Linked DNA regions of Homo sapiens: region 1 is linked to region 2. A link is an interaction called in ENCODE POLR2A ChIA-PET data of the cell type or tissue named here. Cell type or tissue: GM12878. All regions are shown on one strand. Links, peaks and the distances in the headings refer to the core of each region. The heading gives the core; the rest is flanking DNA.

Region 1 (4,389 bases), core at 161-4,160, 460 kb after region 2:
AGAATGGATTACAAGATGGGCGCTAAGTCCTGAACACTCTTTAAATGCTTTACCACATTCGTTACATTTGCGAGGCCTCTCTCCAGGATGAATTCTTTGATGTTGTGCAAGGTTTGAATTGCTGTTAAACACCTTGTGACAGTCACTACGTTTGTAAGGCTTCTGTCCAGTATGAATTCTCCAGTGATCTGCAAGGTGTGGATTGCAACTAAAGACCTTGCCACATTACTGCATTTGTAAAGTTTATCTGCAGTATGGATTACTTGATGATTAGTAAGACTTGCAGACACTCTAAAAACTTTGCCATCTTAACTACGTCCATAAGATTTTTCCTCTAATGTGTGCTTTGTCGTCTTGTGGGAGTGATGGGAAATCAATGAAATCATTTCTGTATTTATTTAACACTAGAAGAATTTTTTTGAAGTGGTGGAACTGAGGAACTATGGTTTGTAAACTTTTCAATTTGATTACTTCCATAAATTTTCCTTCCAGCTTAAAATAGCTGCAATTCAGGCAGATGTGACTGAAGGTTAATCCAAGTTGATTTTTAATAGGCTCATTTTCTGTATTACTTCCCAATGTACAGCTTCTCCCTGTGTTCACACCTTTGATGCATTCCCTGCCATCTGGATTGTTTGCTATCTTCACCCTGCAGAGTCCAGAGCTCTCGCTTTGTCTCCAACATGGAGATAATGCTCAGGTCAGGAAGACAGATTCCCAGAAAGACCAGGTTCCTGTAGTTCTCCTACATCACTTCCCTGTATAAAGCCCTCTGTGCAGGGTCCAGTTATTTCCACTCCTCCTGAGAGAATTCTGTAGCCACATCCATGAATGTCAAGTGACGCTGAGTAAGAGTCTTTCCTGATTCCTTTTCTTTCCGCTTCTTTCTCTTCTGGGCTTCTTCATCACACAGCCTGACTCATAAGAAATCAATCTGTGGCCGGGTGTGGTGGCTCACGCCTGTAATCCCAACACCTTGGGAGGCCGAGATGGGCGGATCATGAGGTCAGGAGATTGAGACCATCCTGACTTAACACGGTGAAACCCCGTCTCTACTAAAAATACAAAAAAATTAGCCGGGCGCAGTGGCGGGCATCTGTAGTCCCAACTACTTGGGAGGCTGAGGCAGGAGAATGGCATGAACCCAGGAGGCGGAGCTTGCAGTGAGCCAAGATCGCGCCACTGCACTCAGCCTGGGCAACTGAGAGAGACTGTGTCTCAAAAAGAAAAAAAAAGAAATCAATCTGTGAGGCTGGGCGCTGGGTGGCTCATGCCTGTAATCCCAGCATGTGTTAGTCTGTTCTCACACTGCTAATAAAGACATACTTGAGATTGGGTAGTTTATAAAGAAAAGAGGATTAATTGACTCATGGTTCCATATGGCTGGGGAGGCCTTAACAATCATAGCAGATGGTGAAGGGGAAGCAAGACACGTCTTACGTGGCAGCAGGCAAGAGAGTGTGTGCAGGGGGACTGCCCTTCATAAAACCGTCAGATCTCGTGAGACTTACTCACTATCATGAGAACCGCATGGGAAAACCCGTCCCCATGATTCACTTACCTCCCGCCGGGTCCCTCCCACGACACGTGGGGATTATGGGAGATACAATTCAAGATGAGATTTGGGTGGAGACACAGCTAAACCATACTTTCGGAGGACGAGGTGGGCAGATTGCCTGAACTCAGAAGTTTGAGACGGGCCTGGGCAACATGGCAAGACTCCTGTGTGTGCTGCGGCATGACCTTCACTCCACGTGATCCACTTCCAGGTCTCATTGGACACATTTTGAGTTAATTCTTGCGTATGGCATGATGAAGTAAAGCTCCAACTTCATTATGTATGTGGCTCTCCTGTTGTCCCGTCACCATGTGTTGCAAAGACTATTTTCTCACCTTGTTAAAAATCAGTTGACTAGAGACACATGGGCTTATTTCTGGACTCTCATTTCTATTCCGCTGATCTATATATCTATCCTTATGCCACTACCACACTTTGCTTACTGTTACTTTGGAGTAAGGTTTGAAATCAGGAAGGATGAGTCCTCCACTATTATTCTTTCTCAAGATTGTTTTGGTTATTCTGGGTCCCTTGCAATTACATATGAATTTTAGAATTTGTTTGTCAATTTCCACAAAGAAGCCAGCTGTCTTAAAGAAATTGAGAGAAGAAAGAAAAGTATGTTTGTAAATTTTGTTGTTGTAACTCTATCATTTCTGGATCTCTTTATTTGTTCCTTTGGATTCAACTTTCCATGTGGAGTCATTTCCGTAGCCTAATACAGCTTTGCTCCCACTTACCTCCTTTGTTTTGTTATTGGCAAATATATTACATTTCTATATGTTATAGGCTCAACAATATATACATTTTTTTAAATTGTAATAAAATGGAGATAAAATATACCATTTTAGCCATTTTAAAGCATACAGTTCAGTGGTATTAAGTACATTCACATTGTTGTACAACATTCACCACCATCTATCATCAGAACTTTTTTCATGTTGCAAAACTGAAACTCTACACCCATTTAACAATAGTTCCCCATTTCCTGCCCCCACCAGCCCCTGGCAACCACCCATCTACTTTCTGTCTCTCTGAGTTTGACTATCCTAAGCATTTGCACAAAGCTGAGACATAAAATGTTAAACTGGCCCACAAAGAAAGCTCCATGCTCAGATGCTTTACTGGTGAATTCTTCCAACCATCTAAGAAAGAAAGAACACCAATCCTGCATAAAGTCTTCCAGAATACTTTAAGAGGGGATACTTCCCACCTTATCCACAAAACCAGCACAACTCTGACATCAAGACTCAACAAGGACACTACGTGAAAAAATATCAGATCAATATCTCTCATGAACAGAGGTGAAAAAATACTTTAATCATCTGGATTTTGTTAAAGATTTTCGAATGAATGTTCATAAGGGATATTCATATGCATTTCTCTTTTCCTGTAGTGTCCCTGTCTGGCCCCAGCACCAGGGCATTGTCGTCAGCCTCATAAAATGAACCAGGAATTACCCCTTCCTCCTCAACTCTCTGGAAAAGTTTGAGAAGGATTGGCATCATTTCCTCTCCAAAGTGTGGTAGAATCACCAGCAAAGCCATCAGGTCTAGGAACTTTCCTTTTTGGGAGTTTGTTGATGATTGATTCATTCTCCTTACACTAGTTATGGGTCTATTCAGATTTTCTATTTCTTTGTGATTCAGTCTCAGTAGGTTTTATGTTTCTAGGAATGTGTCCATTTCATCTAGGTTTATGCAACTTGTTGGCATACAATTGTTCATAGTTCTCTTACAATTCTTTTTTATTTTATTTATTTATTTTTGAGATAGAGTCTCGCTCTGTCACCAAGCTAGAGTGCCATGGCGCAATTTCAGCTTGCTGCAATCTCTGCCTCCCGGTTTCAAGGGATTCTCCTGCCTCAGGCTCCCGAGTAGCTGGGATTACAGGCACACGCCACCACACCCAGCTAATTTTTGCATTTTTAGTAGAGATGGGGTTTCACCGTGTTGGCCAGGAGGTCTTGATCTCCTGACCTCGTGATCCACCTACCTCGGCTTCCCAAAGTGTTGGGATTACAGGCATGAGCCACCATGCCCACCCAATTCTTTTTATTTCTGTAGAGCTGGTAGTAATGTATCCATTTTAATTTCTTATTTTGGTAATTTGAGTCTTTTTTTTTTTTTTGGCTAGTCAAGTGAAGCAATCTTTTTTTTTTTTTTGAGACACAGAGTCTTGCTCAGCCGCCCAGGCTAGAGTGCAGTGGCATGATCTCGGCTCACTGCAACCACCGTCTCCCGGGTTCAAGCGATTCTCCCATCTCAGCCTCCCAAGTAGCTGGGATTACAGGCAACTGCCATCATGCCTGGCTAATTTTTGTATTTTAGTAGAGATGGGGTTTCACCATGTTGGCCAGTCTGGTCTTGAACTCCTGACCTCAGGTGATCCACCCACCTTGGCCTTCCAAAGTGCTAGGATTACAGGTGTGAGCCACCGTGCCCGCCCTTTTTTTTTAATTTAAAATATTTGAAACAGGCTTTCGCTCCATCCCCCAGGCTGGAGTGCAGTATTGGGGGAACCCACCCCCAATATTTCAACGTAGGTTCTTTCTATTTTCCATAAATGTCGGCCAGCTGAGAAATAAAGAGAAAGAGTACAAAGAGAGGAATTTTTGTACTGGGCCTCTGGGGGTGACATCACATATCAGTAGGACCGTGATGCCCACCTGAGCCTTAAAACCAGCAAGTTTTTATTAAGGATTTCAAAAGGGGAGGGGGTGTACAAGCAGGGAGTAGGTCACAAAGATCACATGCTTCAAAGGGCAAAAGGCAGAACAAATATCACATGCTTCTGAGGAAACAGGACAAAGGCAAAATCAGAACTACTGA
Region 2 (4,389 bases), core at 254-4,253:
TCCTTTTTTTTTTTTTTTGTCATATATATATTTTTTTGAAAAAGATCAACATATCACCAGTCCCCCATGGTTTTTCTCTACTGAGCAATATATACAGCCTATTATATATATATATATGTCTATGTATATAATATATATTTTCAATAGATAACTACATTCAAGTAATGAAACACAGGATTTACAATTTCCCTCCGAAGGCAGAGGAAAAGCAGATTCACACACAGTTCACAGAGGAAGTACCATGAGAGCCCGGCCAGACGGCAGCCAAGGACGCTCTGGGGGCAGGGGCGGGGCCAGCAGCAGAAGTCACCACAGTCCCACTGGTGCTTATCGTGGGGAGCGGGCAGGTGTGGGTGGAGGGCAGGGCTAGCCTGATCTGTCCAGGAACCTCAATCTTCCAGGAGGTGCTCGAATTTGGGGTTCACAAAGGAGAAGCCAGCGAATGCAGACTGGTCCATGGAGTCGATGAGGTTCTTGTCGCTGTAGGAGAGGCGCGCCTTCTCGTTCAGGAACTCCTGGTCAAAGTTACTGTAGTCTCTGGGTGACTTCTACAAGCAGAGGGCAGGGGTGAGCGAACAGGACCTAGGGAATGGCCCTCCAGACACCCCAGGCTGGAGTCCCTGCAGGGCTGGGCCAGGCCAGAGCTGTCCTCACCCAGAACAGAAGACAGAGCCTCCCCTAGCAGCCTGAAAGGAGCCCCATGGGAAGGAGGCTGCCATTTCCCCAAGAGGATGAGGAAAGTGACCAGGGAGCTCTGGGCCTGGGTTAGGAGAGGTGGTAGCCTCTTGCTCAGAGACCACCGAATCACAGCCCAGGGAGGCTCACTTACCACCTGTTTTTGTGGGGACCACAAGCTAAGAATGGCTTTCACATTTTTAAATGGTTGGAAAAAAAATCAAAAGAAAAATATTTCATGACATGAAAATTAGGTGAAATTCAAATTTCACTTTCCATAAATAAAGCTTTTGTAATACACAACCATGCCCATTTGTTGACATACTGTCTATGCCTGCTTTGAGACCATCAAGCCTGAAAAGCCTAAAATATATACTATCAGGCTGTTTACAGGAGAAATTTGCTGATTCTCTGCTCCTGAGGATATGATGGGATGGTAATATAGAAAGACCGCAAGCTGGTGGCCCTTCAGCCAAACTGAACTGGCAAGTACAATCATTTCGGCTTGTACTGGGTTTTAATGGAATTTGAACCTATATTTTATTTATTTATTTTTATTTATTTATTCATTTAGAGATGGAGTCTCACTCTCTTGCCCAGGCTGGAGTGCAGTGGCACGATCTCGGCTCACTGCAACCTCCACCTCCTGGGTTCAAGCGATTCTCCTGCCTCAGCCTCCTGAGTAGCTGGGATTACAGGTGTGCACCACCGTACCCGGCTAATTTTTTTTGTATTTTTTGTAGTAGAGACGGGGTTTCACCATGTTGGCCAGGCTGGTCTCGAACTCCTGACCTCAGGTGATCTGCCTGCCTCAGCCTCCCAAAGTGCTGGTGTGGGCCACTGTGCCCGGCCTGAACTTATATTTTAAAATTGAGCAATGCAACCTAAAAATCCAGATTTCCAGCTTCTTTTGAAAACTGGCAGATTAAAGCAGCCCTGGGCCCACTTCCTGCCCACTCTTGGTGCTAAGAGCCCCCTGGACAGCCCCTGCCCCACTGACAAGGGGTACATCACACCTGCTTTGTGTTTCTTAGTGCGGAGAAGGAAATCTATCAAAAGTGAGACTGAAAGCAGGCTGTGTGATTTTCTTGCAGCTGGCCTAGCCTGTCAGTTACATGCTCAGCCAGGACACGTCTGAGTTTGAGGTCCCTGGTGTAGGGGAAGTGCTCTGTAGCCTCAAAGCACAAATGTGGGGCGCATTACACAGGCTGCCCAGTGGGAACTGTGTGCCCTGGTGGAGGAGGGGAATCAAAGGACAGAAGGGGAGTGGGAAGGAAGAACTGTGGTCACAGAGGGGCCACACAGCCCCAAATTTCTTAGTGGCCCCACCTGCCTCTGCTCTCAGGCTGGTTCCTTGGTAGCCCTGTAGATTCTGGGCCTGTGAGTGAACCAGCCCCTCTTCCACCTGGAATGCCTCCCAGCTGTCCCTTGTCTCACTTCTTCCAACGGGGCCTCTCAGACCCACCCTCTTCTCTGCCACCTGGGTTCCTGCTGACAGACCCACTCAATAGCAACGGATCATGTGTCCTGGGGCATCTCTTATACTGTCATCTCGTATCACAAATTGTCATAGGTGTGCAAGTTTCTTATCTCTCCAACTAGCTGAGAGCTCCTCCGGTTCTGGGACTGCATCTCCCACTTTGCTGTGCAGCCCAGCACTGTGCTCTGCATTCAACAGGGACTCAGGATTCCCCATATGTATTGGAAAATGGATTGAATGGAGCGATAAAGTGAGGTCTTAACTCTATTTCCCAAAACAGGGTCCTCTGCATACAGTGGGATCCACAGTCCCCAGTGTGTGCTGAATGACTGAGTCAGGAGGGAGAGGATGAGAATACAAGGGCAGCGGCTGTGACTGAACATGCTATGGAGATTGCTGGAAGAAGGGAGAGGTGGAAAGCGTGTGAATGATGCAGGAGAGAGGGAGGGCAGGAGAGGAGTAGCTCAGCCTGAAGGCAGCACAGGGCAGGATCACATACCACTTTGGGCCTGAAAGGTGGCTCCAACCTCCGCTTTTCCAGCAGAGTCCAGTTTATGGTCTTGAAGAAGGGGTGGATTTTGATGTTTCCGGTCACTCCCAGCCTCTTGGTTGGTTCCCTTTCAAAGAGCTGCAACCCAGCAGGGACCCTGGTTAGCACCCAAGGGCCATGGGAAATTGGAGCTTCAGCAAATCCCCAGCAGGCCCAGGGATGCAAAGCCAGGCTTGCCCCAGCCCCAGTCAGCCTGGGGAACGGTGGGGCTGAGGGAGGCCACTCTGGCCTGCAGTGCTCCCAGCTCCCCCGGAGATGACAGGCTCTGGGCTGGACATCTGCGACTCTGCTGGTGGAACTTTTTATTATTTACTATCTGCCTGGCCCACAGCTGAGCATCATATGTTTCTATTTTCTTCCCAACAACTCTGTGAGTCAAGTCTGCTCATAGCCCCATTTTACAGATAAGGAGACAAACTCTGAGAGGTTAAGTGACCAGCTAGTCCCAGGCAGAGCCAGCATTTGGCCTCGGGTCTGTCTCCTGACCCTGGGCCCTTAGTCACCATGTCAGGCTGATTCTATGCACAGGACTCAGACAGGAGTTCCTGGGAACATGGTGAGAGAGCAATACCCCGTATGTTAGGACTGCAGCACCACTGAGGCTGCCATTCCAGAGACAGGAAGCTCCTCACCCAAAGCCCAGTGTCTGCCAGCCCCTGCCCCAGCCCAGCCCAGACCAGCCCAGCCCAGCCCAGGGCCTCCACCTTCTCCAGGATGTCCTTGGACTCCTTGGTGATCCAGCGGGGATAATGTGGCGTGTCCACACGGATGGACTCGAAGAGTTCATCCTCATCATCACCATGGAAGGGGGACTGGCCAATGAGCATCTCGTACAGAAGGACCCCGAAAGACCACCAGTCCACAGAGAATGTGTACTTCAGGCCCTGTAGGATCTGGCGGTGGGGAGAGCAGCAGGTCAGCAGGAGCTGAGGTGCTGAGGCTGAGAGGGGCCCCTGGGCACGAAGCCTAGCCAGGCCGCCTCAGCCTATGGGCTTTGGCTTGGACATCACTGCCCTTGGGAATCCTTCCCTGGCCCACCGTGGGGAGGCAAGGTGCCTGACTGAGCGGGGGGCTGGAAGGGTATCGGCTCACCTCAGGGGCGATATAGTCAGGGGTGCCGCAGAAGGTGCTGGCCCGGCTCTCCCCGAATATGTTCTCTTTGCACATCCCAAAGTCGGCAATCTTGATGTGGCCATCCCGGTCCAGCAGCACATTGTCCAGTTTGAGGTCCCTAAGGACAGGGGACAGGTAAGAGTCAGCAGGGGACATTTCTTCTCCTTCCAACCCTGCCCCCCATGTCCTAATTTTCAGCCGTATTAGTCCAGGACTGTCCCCAAGGGTACAAGGGAATGAGAAACAGAAAAGGAAGCAGAAGGAGAAAGAGATCCTAAAAACAGGTGCTTCTTGCAAGTCCCCTACTGTGTGCTAAACGCTGGGCATACACTGCCCTACTTCCTGAAGCCCAAATGGGGCTCAAACAGGTGATGTCACTCGCCCAGGGTCCCCTAGCAGTCAGCAGCAGAAGTGACCCCCAGGTTCAGGTTTGTCTACTTCCCACAGGCAGAGACCATGTCTATATTTAGTAATTAGTCATTTGAGTATATACTTAATGCATATGGGAACTAGAAATGGCAAACAGTACAAAGTCTACCTTCCACTGAGCTCAATCATGAGGCTCTCCTTA

Evidence for each region. ChIA-PET counts read pairs that join two places held together with the same protein. Peaks named below come from ENCODE experiments on the same cell type or tissue, not always from the same donor. Only the 100,000 strongest peaks of a DNase experiment are listed, where the experiment ranks them.
Region 1: POLR2A ChIA-PET joins it to region 2 with 6 read pairs; 2 of 35 experiments call an interaction of 5 or more read pairs at or near these places.

The regions. Positions count from the first base shown.
Region 1 is chr3:52,729,044-52,733,432 of GRCh38, reverse strand. The region is part of intron 15 of NEK4 (NIMA related kinase 4); the gene reads left to right. It also overlaps the pseudogene LOC100301990. Among named protein-coding and RNA genes, the nearest start is that of SPCS1, 25 kb to the right of the region's middle. RefSeq lists an enhancer at 669-1,868. In GM12878, for the core only: no CTCF peak of the experiment used is centred there; a DNase peak (open chromatin) is centred at 2,599.
Region 2 is chr3:53,188,267-53,192,655 of GRCh38, reverse strand. It overlaps PRKCD (protein kinase C delta), which reads right to left. Exons shown (of 19, transcript NM_006254.4): 16 at 3,798-3,936; 17 at 3,410-3,598; 18 at 2,655-2,783; 19 at 1-548. The coding sequence ends at 390. Among named protein-coding and RNA genes, the nearest start is that of PRKCD, 29 kb to the right of the region's middle. RefSeq lists enhancers at 351-610, 1,558-1,687, 4,094-4,173, 4,314-4,389. In GM12878, for the core only: no CTCF peak of the experiment used is centred there; a DNase peak (open chromatin) is centred at 1,758; H3K4me3 peaks cover 290 bases; H3K27ac peaks cover 3,056 bases.